3 separate regions of the Homo sapiens genome follow, and regions 1 and 2 are each linked to region 3. Evidence: chromatin contacts called from ENCODE Hi-C or POLR2A ChIA-PET data. All regions are on one chromosome and are shown on one strand. The core of a region is the stretch at or near the end of the contact, and the rest is flanking DNA. Distances in the headings are between cores, read along the strand shown.

Region 1 (4,390 bases), core at 1,717-4,216, 400 kb after region 3:
ATAGAGAAAGTAGAGTGGTGGGTGTGGGCTGTGGGAGTGCCGAATCGGGAGTTAGTGTTTAATGGGTATAGCATTTCAGTTTGGGAAGATGAAAGAGCTCTGGCAGTCGACGTGGTGATGGCCACAAGGTATCGCGGATGCACTTAATGCCGCTGAGCTGTACGCTTAAACGTAGTTAAGATGGTACATTTTGTGTTATGTGTATGTTACGGCAGTAAAAGGGGGTAGGTGAACAGCTCCTGCCAACTGGTGTTGGGGAGGCGGCAGATTTCTCCCCATGAGCCTGTGGTTGTGCTCACGCCCGGCCGGGAGGCCCACAACAAGAGGTTCGTTCTGCAGCCTGAGGTCTCTGCACGCCCAGGCTGGTTTCTGAAGAGCAGCAGGCCTCCTGGTATTTACGCTGCATGGACCAGGCAGGCCAAAGGGCTCATACCTGCACAGTGTCCGCAGCCACAAAGGGAGGACCAGATGTTTGAGCTCTTCCTTGTTTATAAACAAAACGTCCGTTCCCATCCAGACCCCCTGTGTTTACACCGCGGCAGGGCTGGGGGCCACCGTGCACATTTGGAAAGCATCCTTGGGGAAGCCTGTGTCCCGCTCGCCTCTCAGCTGTGTGACGGAGTGAGTTCATCAACTTCTTCTCCCCTGGCATCCTCATCGGCAAAGCAGAGACACTAACAATACCTGCCTCATAGGTTGGGGTCCCAGTGGCGGTTTCCAAAGTGCGGGGGACAAGGTGTGGCATGCAGGGAGTGCTCCTATTATCGTGATTATTGTGGTTTTTCCTGCATCTTTTCCTGCCCTTTCCTCCCATCCTACTCCCACACCTTTCCAGACCCGGTAACAGTTTCACTCCACCTCACGGCCTCAGCCCAGGAAGAGAATACCAAATCCACATACATCTTGACCTTTCTCAGAAAAGAAACTTATTTCCACACATCTGATGAAAAGCAGTTTTCTGAAACACTTAAAATTCAAAAATGCTTATTTATTTTCTGGAAAGAATAGAAAGAAATCCTTAATTTACTTGCATCTTACCTAGCCTGAAGTAAAAACGGTGCTTGTAGCTTAAGGGTATGCAGCTCTCAAGATAACTGGAATCTTTGGAGCAAAAAAGCCCATCCGTGCTGCTGAAGTTCAGATGCACTTAAAAAAATAGTTCCCTTTGTGTCGCTGCGCGGTGAGGCGTGAAATTGCACCTAACCATCTGCTGACGTGGCCTTTGCACATTCCAGCCCTTGCAACCTTTGGGTAAGGTACATGGTGCCAGCCTTCAGCTGGTTCTGCTTTGCTAATTATTCCAAATAAAGAGCAAACGCCGCCTTCCTGTTTCTCTCCTCCTCGTTCCGCAGTCATCTGCTGTCCGTAAATTTTCACCAAGTTTCACACCAGTTTCCATTTTGGCTCCAGCTCTGAAGACGGAACCATGGGGACATTTGTTAATGAAAAATCTGGGAAATTTGATGTGGGAAACGTTCTTTTGCTACAGGCATCTAATTGTTGAGAGGATCTGACTCGTAATTTGTAGTTAAATTTGTTAAATCCCGGAAGGTTTTGATTTTTTTGTTTTTGTTGTTTCAGTAATGCAGAGTCAAAATTAAGTTAAAAAATTGTTCTACCTTTGTATTTGGCCTGGTCGTGCATTTTCATCAGCTGTTATGGATGGAGGATACTGAATAGCACAACAATAGTAATTTGGGGATTACTCAATGGGGGTGATTTATAGAAACTCGAAGCTCTTAACATAATGTTTTGTTAAAAATGCTTCCTCTTGTTGTGCCTGATTTAATACAGATTCTTCTCTTTTGTTCTTTATTCCTTTAAATGACTGAAGTAAGTTAAATGCATACAGGTTTATCTTAGCCTCAAATGCAAAGATAAAAGGAATCAATATGAAAAGCACCCTATAAGTTACATCAGTGACAGAAGAATGTTGAATTTTCATTACTGACCAGAGTAAATGCCTCAGCTGCTTTTGTTTAAAAGCTGTGTTGGGGATTGGGCCTGATTGCTGGGTGGGGGGGAACCTCTTGGAGACTCCATGTCATCTGTGAAATGACAGTAATAAAACCAGAGTTAAATTATGTGGAAATGTTTACCATGCATGGCACAGAGGAAATGTTGAGTAGATGGCTACTTATATCACAAGCCCCTCCTCCCATCCTTCCAAAATGCTTAATAAGCTCCTACTATGAGCCAGCAGCTGTGCTGGGTGCCAAGAACACAGTGCTGTGCAAACTCACCAACTCAAAACCAATTTGCAGTGCACCGTCTGATTGCCTGGGCAGGAACTTTCGCGGCAGCTCCTTGAAGTACCACAACTCATCCGCCTCTTCCCTGACATTTCCTTCTGTTCTTGAACTTGTGTAGAATTCATTGTCTGTGTTCTCCAATTTGCACCCCTATATTTTCCTCCAACATGCCATTGCTGTCTTGAACCCCTGTTATTTCGAATAGGATAAAAAACCCTACCAGTGTCCTCAATATGTACGGAGAACATGTTGTGTGCTTGCCAAGACTTCATTTTATCCTCTCACAAACTCCCTGTTAGGTGAATATGGTTCTCTACCTTGTATTACAGGTGAGGAGACTGAGGCAAATTGCCCAAGGCCGTGAGCCAGCAGGAGCTTCTGTTTGTAAGGACTGTTGCATGCTGGCTACTCCGGTCTCTCCAAGTAGACAAATCATTTAAAATACCCTCAAAGCATTCCCACAGTTATCTAAGCTATTAAAAAATGGTTTGTACTTTCAGAGGGCATTGCCTGCTCACCATGATGCCGAATAGGCCCTCCTTGGGTGGACTCTCCCTGTGGCTAACCAGGCCCAGCGACTGCTAGAGCCCAGTTTGAGAAAGCTAGAGGCACTGGGGATGGCAGGTCCCTTGGCCTGACTCTACTCAGCTCCTCTTCCAGGCCTGTGGGTGATGGGCCTGTCTTTGCCGCGGCTGCCCCTTGTGGTGGAAACAGCCATTACAGCTAGGAGAGGTCACCAGGACATGGCCAGGCTGGACTCGTGGCGGTGGCCAGCCTGGGCACACACTGATGCTCCTGTGGAGAGTCCTTGTGGCCACAAGGTTGGGAGAAGTGACTTGTTCTTGAGGGGCGAAGCAGCACGAGGAATTCGGCTCCTGGGCTGCAGCCAGTTCCCATCTCTGCACAATTTCGTGGAAGTCCCCTGGTCCTGCTGCCAAAAATGTAAAGTGGCTTGTTTCTGTTCCCCAACCTGCCTTAGAGGGCAGCTCTCTTAAAGGGCTGCCATCCGACTTTCCCATGGGAGTTTATGCTATTTATTTCTTTACGTTTAAAAAAAATGGGGGCATGAGCTGAGACCCCCACAACTTGAATGTTATAGAATAGGGGAAGGGGCAATCTTGGGTGTCTCTCTTCCCTCCCGCACTGACTGAAGACCACAGGGCAGCATGGTCTGGGGCTTGTTTTTTTATTTTTGTCCATATATCCTAGCAACATACGGCTGGTAAGACCTTTTATAAAATGTGGAGGCCAAAAAATGTCCATGCATGCCAGGGGAACAGGCATAAGATAAGAAAAGCAGGGCAAAGGGATTCCGTGGATTTTCACTGGAAGCAAAAGGCAGCCAGCTAGGGTGGGATACTTGTCAGACTGCATGGAAAGCATCTGGGAAGCCGAGGCTGCTCAACAGTGGGAACCTGAAAGCTGTTTTCCCGTCTAGAAGAGGAGAGAGCCACACCAGGATTTGGACATCTTTTACTATTTCGCCCTCTCACAGAAGCTCTTCTGAGAGCCCAGATGATGTTTCCCAGTTTGGATGAACAGGTTATTAGGATTATTTTCTCCACTTGACAGAGCTTTCCTTACAGATCCCAGCAGCCCACCTGGCACTGCCCTGTCTCGGTGGCTAGACGGCTGGTCCATCCTACTGGGATGGGCAGTGCCATGCTCATCTTTGCCAAGGGCTTTTTTCTTTGTGGTTATTTTCCCCTTGGGGTAAAGAACTGTGGGTGCCATCTGTCTGTGCCTGGGGAAGGTGCTTCTGTAGTAGGTCTGCTGTGAATTGTTTAGTTGATAAAATCTGGGGGTTCTGCATGGCAAATCCTCTGAGTTCTTGGCTGTTCAGGAGACTGTTGGAAGTGATTAGGAAAAGCAGAAATAAACACACTATGAACATCACAGCTGGGCTTTCCCTAACAAATCCCAGGTTCGATGCTTTTAAAAATCTATTTCTATAATTATAAACTAAGGCATACACATAATAGAAAACAGAAAATATAAAGAAGGAGATTTTAAAAACACCCATTATACCACCATAAAGAGATAACAGTTGTTATTAACATCGTATTGAATTTTCTTCTTTTGGCTTCAAAATTGTATGTGTGCGTATAACAAGACAGAACACTCTCTATTAGTTTTGT
Region 2 (4,386 bases), core at 1,060-3,559, 380 kb after region 3:
TTTACATGTGTATTGCACGTCCACATCAGAAAGTGACCAGGTCATTTCAAACAGTTTTAACTACCTAGCCAAGTGATTTTAACACAGGACATCATCAGTTGAGGGCAGAAGTCTTTGTTATCTTTCAAAGGTCTAGGAATATGCAATTTGTATTTGCAGCTGCGATTCTTTTTTCTGCAAAGCACCCCGGCACCCCTCCCACCACTGCTGCCCAACACAATGAACAGCTGGAGCTGAGGTTCCCCTGGCCACTCAGCTGGGGCAGATTTTCTTCTTAATGTCAAGTTTTACTCTGTACTCAGCTTACTCATCCTGACATTTCTGTGTTTTTTTTTTTTTTTTTTTGAGATGGAGTCACTCTGTCACCCAGGCTGGAGTGCAATGGTGTGATCTCGGCTCACTGCAACCTCCACCTCCCAGATTCAGGTGATTCTCCTGCCTCTCAGCCTCCCGAGTAGCTGGGATTACAGGCACATGCCAACACACCTGGCTAACTTTATTTTTTTGTATTTTTAGTAGAGACAGGGTTTCACCATGTTGGCCAGGCTGGTCTCGAACTCCTGACGTCAGGTGGTCTGCCCACCTTGGCCTCCCAAAGTGCTGGGATTACAGGCATGAGCCACCACACCCGGACTTTTTTCTTTTTTTTGAGACAGGGTCTCACTTTTGTCACCCAGGCTGGAGTGCAGTGGTGCAATCCTAGGTCACGGTAGCCTCAACCTCCTGGGCTCAAACAATCCTCCCACCTCAGCCTGCCAAGTAGCTGGGACTACAGGCACACACCACCACGCCCAGCTAATTTTTCTGGTATTTTTTGTAGAGATAGGGTTTTGCTATGTTGGCCAGGCTGGTCTCGAACTCCTGAGCTCAAATGATCCGCCCTCCTGGCCTCCCAAAGTGCTGGGATTACAGGCGTGAGCCACCACATCCTGCCTATCCTGACATTTCTTTACAAACAAAACTACACCAATTTCATATTGTTGGAATGAGGTGGGGAATAAAGGCATAAGCTAACCAATAGCATATTGCTGGAATTTTTGGAGTACATTTTTACACATTTCATTAATTTTTTAGGTCAAGATTGCCAGAGCCGTAAGCGAAGTCCTCTAAATTTATTTGTCTGTTCAACCCACATTTATTGGATGCCCACTTTGCTAGGCACTGGGGGTCCTTGGCCAGAACCTAACATCTAAGGGACACTTCCGATATGCTGGACTCTTTACAAATATGGGCTTTTATTTATCAGAAAGAAAGAAACCATTGTGTCTGGCCTCACTGCTCTTTTTTTTTTTTTTTTTTTTTTGAGACAGAGTCTTGCTCTTTCACCCAGGCTGGAGTACAGTGGCGCGATCTCAGCTCACTGCAACCTCCACCTCCCAGGTTCACACCATTCTCCTGCCTCAGCCTCCTGAGCAGCTGGGACTACAGGCACCCACCACCACGCCTGGCTGATTTTTGTATTTTTACTAGAGACGGGGTTTCACCGTGTTAGCCAGGATGGTCTCAATCTCCCGACCTCGTGATCCGCCCACCTCGGCCTCCTAAAGTGCTGGGATTACAGGCGTGAGCCACCACGCCCGGCCCGGCCTCACTGTTCTTACAGTTTCGGGAGCCAGACACACTAGTCACATAAACAGTCATAATGTCCCATGGTCACTGCTAGTGGTCTCTTGCATGAGGATCCTAGGATGAGGGGACAGCTAACTCTGTGGGGTAAATCAAGAAGGGCTTCTGAGAGGGGACCTCGGAGCCATCCTTGAGGGACACCCAATCTTCGTTCTTTCAACAAAATGCTGTTAATTTTCTTTGGTGCATTGTGCCTTGCTTAATTTTTAATAGATTTAACATTAGAATAATCCCCAAAACAGAAAAAATGAAAACAAACTTCTTTTGAAAATCTTGGTTGGGCGTGGTGGCTCACACCTGTAATCCCAGCACTTTGGGAGGCTGAGGTAGGCGGATCACCTGAGGTCGAGTTCAAGACCAGCCTGGCCAACACGGTGAAACCCCATCTCTACTAAAAATACAAAAATTAGGCAGATGTGGTGGCATATAATCCCAGCTACTCAGAAGACTGAGGCAGGAGAATCGCTTGAACCTGGGAGGTTGCAGAGAGCCGAGATCATGCCATTGCACTCCAGCCTGGGCAATGAGAGTGAAACTCTGCCTCAAAGAAAAAAAAAAAATCTTGCCTAGCACAGAGCCGGTACCCAGTAAAATGTGCTCTGTAGTGAAAGGAAGCAAGTGCGCGTTGCTGAGTGTGTACATCCCTTTTCTTTGTGCACTTCCTGCTGACAGCATCACAGTTTTCTTTGAAGAGGAACCCCGCTGCACGGGCTCCACGTGCTTTGTGGGTAAAGATGGCCGCATTGGAGATGGGCCCCGTAACCTAATACTGGAGGGAGAAACCCAAATAAAATCCAAAGAAAAGGAAAGAAAACAAGTATGGGAGAGGGCTTCATGCCTAGGAATAGAAGTGAAGCTTTTCTGAACATGCCTTGTGGTTTTTAGGTTTGACTCGGGAAACGTAAATATTTTTATGTAATTATTTAAAACTGTAATAATTTTTAAAGACTGGAACTCATAATTTTTTCACATGTGCCTTCCCACTTCTGAGTTGTAGTCAGCTGGGGTGCTGGAAAGCCAGGAGAAGGGGAAGATGTGAGCAGAGAGAATCTAGAAATGCTGTGTCTTGAGGGCGAGTGGATTCCCGGAGGTCTTTTGTTTCTTGGAGCGGAATTCTGACAGTGTCTTTCTAGGGATGCCTCTAGCACCAAGATTCCTACCATTCAAGATTTTTTTTTTTAATTCCTCAGTTTTATGTGGCATCTAATGCCTTCTCCATATACTTATCTCCCCAGTAATTCAAAAGGGACTCATTTGAAGAACTGTGTGAAATTACATGCAAATATTTAACTCTAGATATCTGCATAACATTGCCTTAAGATGGTCATCAGTGACCTGCTTATTTATCCTATTCACATTTTAAAATTTTGGCACAATGTACATAACATAAAATATGACATTTTAGTTTTTTTTTTCTTTTTCTTTTCGAGACAGAGTCTTACTCTGTTTCCCAGGCTGGTGTGCAGTGGTGTGATCATAACTCACTGCAGCCTCAGCCTCTTGGGCTCAAGCAATCCTCCTGCCTTAGCCTCCCAAGTAGCTGGGACTACAGGCAGGCACCACTAAGCCTAAGTCTTTTCTTTTTTCTTTTTTTTTTGAGATGGAGTCTCTCTCTGTTGCCCAGGCAGGAGTGCAGTGGCGCGATCTCTGCTCACTGCAAGCTCTGCCTCCCAGGCTCACACCATTCTCCTGCCTCAGCCTCCTGAATAGCTGGGACTACAGGCACCCGCCACCACGCCCGGCCGATTTTTTGTAGTTTTAGTAGCGACGGTAGCAACGGGGTTTCACCATGTTAGCCAGGATGGTCTCGATCTCCTGACCTCGTGATCTGCCCTCCTCGGCCTCTTAGAGTGCTGGGATTACAGGTGTGGGCCACCACGCCCGGCCAGCCTAAGTCTATTGTAACCATTTTTAAAAGTACAGGTCAGTGGCATTAACTGCATTCACATTGTTGTTCAGCCATCACCACCATCCATCTCAGAACCTTTTTCTTCATCTTCCCCAACTGAAACTCCATACCCATTAAACGATAATTCCCCAATCCCCTCTTTGCCCCGCCCCCGTTCTACTTTCTGTCTATATGAGTTTGCCTACTCTAGATACTGCATATAAAAGGAATCATAAAATATCTGTCCTTTTGTGTCTGGCTTCTTTCAAAAGCTCATTAGCAAAATACCTTCAAGGTTCATCTGTCTATCTAGTAGCATGTATCAGAACTTCATTCCCATTTAAGGCTGAATAATATTCCACTGTATGTATACACCACAATTGGTTATTCATCTGTTGATGGATATTTGGGTTGTTAACCTTTTGGCTGTTGTAAATAGTGCTGCTGTGAACGTTGGTATAAAACTATCTGTGTCTTTTGGGAATATACCTAGGAGTGGAATTTCTGGATCATATAGTAATTCTGTGTCTGACTTTTTGAGAAACTACCAAATTGTTTTCCACAGCAGCTGCGCCTTTTTTTTTTTTTAATTATACTTTAAGTTTTAGGGTACATGTACACAACACGCAGGTTTGTTACATATGTATACATGTGCCATGTTGGTGTGCTGCACCCATCAACTCGTCATTTACATTAGGTATATCTTCTAATGCTATCCCTCCCCCCTCCCCCGACCCCATGACAGGCCTGGTGTGTGATGTTCCCCATCCTGTGTCCAAGTGTTCTCACTGTTCAATTCCCACCTATGACTGAGAACATAGGTGGCAGCTGCACCATTTTTAATGCCCAGCAGTCATGCACCAACTTCCCCG
Region 3 (4,693 bases), core at 600-3,099:
AAACAGCAACAGAGGAGATGGGTTAAAACGCTGCCATCTGGCTTAACAGCCCTACTTCCTAACTACCACCTACGCTGCCTCTGCACTATTGCTATCCCATGAAACCCTTCCTGCCGCTAGCTGAGGGGTCTTCTGTGTCCTGCGAGTCAAGCGACCTCTCCAACTCTGTTCACTCTCGTCTCAACTAGAAAGGGTGGCCTCCTCATTCCCACTACACAAAAATGAAAACGGTCTACAATAGATTTCAAGACAGTGATACAAGCAAAGAATATGATTCACAAAGTTAAGAGGGACAAAAAACTAACAACGATGCGTTGGAGAAGCCTGGGGAAGGGGTGGTGTTATGAGGATTCTCAGGGGTGAAAAGAGAAAGTATTCCTGCGAAGGACAGGAACGGAGACATGGGTGAGTGGAGGAGGCAGGGATTTTTCCCACGTGTGTACGTTTGCTCTTAGTGACAGACAGACTTGTGGTATCTTACTTGTCAAACTAGTCACACAATGGATGAAGATTCGTGAACAAACTGTTAATTAAAAACCACTAGACACGGGTGGGGAGGGTGGGTGGTCCTCCCTACAGAATCCACCAGTCATGAGGGCGGACCAGCTCCTCCAAGAGAAAAGGACTTGGGCTCCATCCTGGCTGGAGATGGTCCCGGGTGAAGAACTCCAGTTAGTGGGGAAAATCCATCCACTGGGATCTGGGAGGGCAATGAGCTCACCTGGGGCCTCGCTTCCCGCTGCCCAGCAGCCATGTCCTCTTTCTGGCTCTCCCGGGAGGACGGCGCAGTCTCCAGAAGGCAGATCTGAGAAGAAAAAGGGAGCCAGGAAGAACCCCTTCTGCTTTCCAGCCCTGGAATCCGCAGCTCTAAAACCCCGACTCCCGCTGAGAAGGACCCCGCGCGCCCTCACAGGGATTCGGGAGGAGCCAGGAGCCCGCGGACCAGAGCAGCGCTGGGCCGCCCGGCCAGGCCCAGGCCCCACAGGCTTGGGGCTTACGGAGGGGACGCTGGACCCGCAGTGGCAGCAGCGACCCGCTGAGCCCACCAGGGCCAGGGCTCGCCCCACGCCGCTGAGTTCCTCGGCGCCAGCTGGCACTGCCAGCACCCACTGCACCGCTCAGGAAACTGAGGCAGCGCCGGGGCACCTGCCCCGTTCACGCCGCTGCGAGGCGGGCCGGGACTCCCACCACGACGGCCCCGGGACGACTTCCCTCCGCCTCAAGCCTTTCCCAGCCGGTTCCTCTCTCTCCCGCCAACGAATCGTCTCCCGACTCCACGGAAAACGGCTTTGAAGAGGAAAGCGCTGGGTGTCCCGAGGCAGGAGGAGTGGCCGTCCTGGGGACTGACTCAGAAACCGGGCCCGGCTGCCTCTGCCCTGCGCTCGGGGTCCCGGCGCCCCGAGTCCGCGAGGCCCACACGGCGCGCGCAGGGTGGGCCCGGGAGGAAACGCCTGGCCCCGCGTTCACGGCGGGCGGCGCGAGCCAGAGGCAGGGGCGTCGGCAGCGGCACCGGAGCGGCCCGTGAGGGGCGAGAGTCCAAGTCCTGGCGCGGGGGCCGGTGACAGACGCGGGGGTGCCCCCCCGCGCCCACAGAGGCCCTCGGAGCCCCGCGGCCTCAGGTCGCCCTGGCGCCAGGCGCCGCCTCCTCCCGGCACAGCCAGCCATGCCGCTCACCTCCCCAGGATCCCGCGTTCCCGGGCCGCGCCTCCCCGCCGCACTCTGCAAGCAGGAAGCTCCAGCCTCGTGACCCGGCTCCTCCGACGTCTGGGCGACCTCAAGCCCGGCGCCGCTCACCGGGCAGCGAAAGCTCCGCAGAGCGCCTGGGACCTAGAGGAGCAAGGCGGCCGCTAAGGCCTCTAGGAAATGGAGTCCACGGGAGGACGCTGGCTTTCTGGGAAGTGTAGTTCCACGCGTTTGAGGCGAGGTCGCAGCTGAGCTGTTAGGCGCCCAGACCTATGAGAGGGCCCGGGTGAGCTGTAGAGCCCCGGGTTCCTGGTTCTTCGGAAGAGAAGGGGAGGTTCCCGGAGGGCAGTAACTTGCAACTCTGTGTGTGAATTTCAGGATGGCGTGGGCGGCACGAAAACAACTACTACACAATTGGGAAAGGAAAATCCCCTGCAAAAGATGTTGACAAAGCTGGATTTCCACGTGCAAAAGATGAGCCTGTACCCTGACCGTACACCATACATAAAAATTAACTCAAAATTGATTAAAAACCTAAATGTGAGACCAAATTATTTTATAAATTACTAAAGTAAAAAGGGAAAAAACTTCAGGATGTTGGAGATGGCAATGATTTCTTGAATATGACATCAGAAGCACAGATAACAGCAAAAATAGACAAATGGGACTACATCAAACTTAAAAACTTTGGCTAATCAAAGGAAACAAAGGCAATCTACAGAATAGACGAAAATGCTTACATATCATATATCTGATTTGCAATGTATCCTGGATTTATATGGAACTTTTACAACTCAACAACAATAACAAAACCAAATAACCTGATTTTAAAATGGACAAAGGACTTGAATAGGCAATTCTCCAATGAAGATATACAAATGAGCAATGAGCAACAAGCATATAAAAAGATGGTAAACATCTCTAGGTATAAGAGAAATATAAACCCAAACTCAATGAGAAATCACTGCACCTCCATTAGGATGGCCACTATCAAAAGGATGTAAATTGGTACAATCATTACAGAAAACGGTATAGAGGTTCCTCAAAAAATTATAACTAGAGCTACATTAGGATCCACCAATCCCATTTCTGGCTATAGATCCAGAGGAAGTGAAACTCCGTGAGATACCTGCACTCCCATGTTAGCTGCAACATTATTCACCATGGCCAAGATATGGAAACAACTATCTGTTGATGGATGAATAGATAAAGGAAATGTTTTGTTTGTTTGTTTGTTTGGGACGGTGTCTTGCTCTGTCACCCAGGCTGGAGTGCAATGGCGCAATCTTGGCTCACTGCCACCTCCGCCTTCCAGGTTCAAGCAGTTCTCTGCCTCAGTCTCCCAAGTAGCAGGGATTACAGGCACCCGCGACCACGCCCAGCTAATTTTTGTAGTTTTAATAGAGATGGGGTTTCACCATCTTCACCAGGCTGGTCTTGAACTTCTGACCTCGTGATCCACCCTCCTCGGCCTCCCAAAGTGCTCGGATTACAGGCGTGAGCCACCGAGCCCGGCCACAATGTGTTTATATACACAAAGGAATATTATTCTGCCTTAAAAAAATAAAGAAATCCTGACATATGTGACAATATGGATGAACCCGGAGGACATTATGTTAAGTGAAATAAAGAAGGCACAGAAATACAAATACTGCATTATTTCATTTACACGTAGAATCTAAAATAGTCAAAATCATAGAAGAAAGTAGCATGGTGATTTCCCTGTGTGTTAATTACCAATCTTCCCATATAGGTAATTCCATATGGCACAACTGTCCCTTACTTGTAGAGCCACGCCCACCCTGTTGCCATGAACTGCAGGTGTCCTTCCATGGTTGCTTGCCCAGTGCAAGGCCCTGTTATCTCTCTCTACACTACTCTACACTTCCACAAGCTGCTGCTTCTGTTTTTTTTTGTTGTTGTTGTTGTTGTTTGTTTTTGTTTTTGAGAGACGGGGTCTCACTATGTTGCCCAGGCTGGTCTCAAACGCCTAGGCTCAAGTGATCCTCCCGCCTCGGCCTCCCAAAGTGCTGGGATTACAGGCGTGAGCCACTATGCCTGGTGTAAAAAAGATTTTTTAACAAAAATGAGATGTTTTATTGTCTTCTCTTTGCAATTAGAGTGAAAGCCAGAATCCTTGTTGTGGGCCCTAAACCATATGGCTTTTGACTCCTTTTCCAGTATCTACTGTTTTTCTTCTACACTCTGCTTCTCAGCACAAAGCCGAATGTGTTGCTGTCTTCCATAAAAATCCTTCCTCCAGTCGGGTGTGGTGGCTCACACCTGTAATCCCAGCACTTTGAGAAGCTGAGGCAAGTGCATCACTTGAGGCCAGGGGTTTGAGACCAGCCTGGCCAACATGGTGAAACCCCGTCTCTACTAAAAATACAAAAACTAGCCAGGCGTGGTGGGGCACGCCTGTAATCCCAGCTACTCAGGAGACTGAGGCAGGAGACTCTCTTGAACCCAGGAGGGCAGAGGTTTCAGTGAGCTGAGATTGTACCACTGCATTCCAGCCTGGGCAACAGAGCGAGACTCTGTCTCAAATAAATAAATAAACAAATCCTTTCTCAGCTGGGCACAGTGGCTCATGCCTGTAATCCCAGCACTTTGGGAGGCCCAAGTGGGTGGATGACCTGAGGTCAGACCAGGCTGACCAACATAGTGAAACCCCATCTCTACTAAAAATACAAAATTATCCAGGCGTGGTGGCACATGCCTATAATCCCAGCACTTTGGGAGGCTGAGGTGGGACAACTGCTTGAGCCCAGGAGTTTGAGACCAGCTTGGGCAGCATAGTGAGATCCTGTCTCTACAAAAAAAAAAAAATTATGAAAATTAGCTGGGCATGATGGCACACTCCTGTGGTCCCAGCTACTTGGGAGGCTGAGACAGGAGGGTTGCTTGAGCCCGGGAGGAGGAGATTGCAGTGAGCTGAGATTGTGCCACTGCACTCCAGCCGCCTGGGCAATAAAGCAAGACCAGATCTGTCTCATATAAATACATACAT

Evidence for each region. Hi-C counts contacts between places; a loop is a spot of excess contacts on that map. ChIA-PET counts read pairs that join two places held with the same protein, here RNA polymerase II (POLR2A). Pooled maps may share reads with other maps.
Region 1: a pooled map shows a loop between it and region 3 (3-fold over the local background). The contact joins the enhancer-like site here to the promoter of ZNF354B in region 3. A Hi-C loop is called at or near these places in 2 of 50 pooled maps. POLR2A ChIA-PET finds 5 or more read pairs at or near these places in 2 of 52 experiments (OCI-LY7 and activated CD4-positive, alpha-beta T cell).
Region 2: a loop to region 3 is called in a pooled map, with 18 times the contacts of the local background. The contact joins the enhancer-like site here to the promoter of ZNF354B in region 3. A Hi-C loop is called at or near these places in 4 of 50 pooled maps. POLR2A ChIA-PET finds 5 or more read pairs at or near these places in 2 of 52 experiments (Caco-2 and activated CD4-positive, alpha-beta T cell).

What each region holds. Positions count from the first base shown.
Region 1 is chr5:178,459,872-178,464,261 of GRCh38, reverse strand. The region is part of intron 2 of COL23A1 (collagen type XXIII alpha 1 chain); the gene reads left to right. LOC124901148 (a long non-coding RNA gene) reads left to right here. Exons shown (of 2, transcript XR_007059080.1): 1 at 1-4,390. Among named protein-coding and RNA genes, the nearest start is that of COL23A1, 130 kb to the left of the region's middle. RefSeq lists an enhancer at 1-436. Within about 2 kb of position 2,966, at least 6 of the 41 ENCODE cell types and tissues checked have a DNase peak (open chromatin) inside an H3K27ac peak, as active enhancers do.
Region 2 is chr5:178,481,739-178,486,124 of GRCh38, reverse strand. All of the region lies in intron 2 of COL23A1 (collagen type XXIII alpha 1 chain), which reads left to right. Among named protein-coding and RNA genes, the nearest start is that of COL23A1, 110 kb to the left of the region's middle. Within about 2 kb of position 2,309, at least 4 of the 41 ENCODE cell types and tissues checked have a DNase peak (open chromatin) inside an H3K27ac peak, as active enhancers do.
Region 3 is chr5:178,857,109-178,861,801 of GRCh38, reverse strand. It overlaps ZNF354B (zinc finger protein 354B), which reads right to left and starts at 1,849. Exons shown (of 5, transcript NM_058230.3): 1 at 1,675-1,849; 2 at 722-805. The coding sequence starts at 754. RefSeq lists silencers at 1,283-1,362, 1,443-1,642 and enhancers at 1,783-1,982, 1,267-1,999.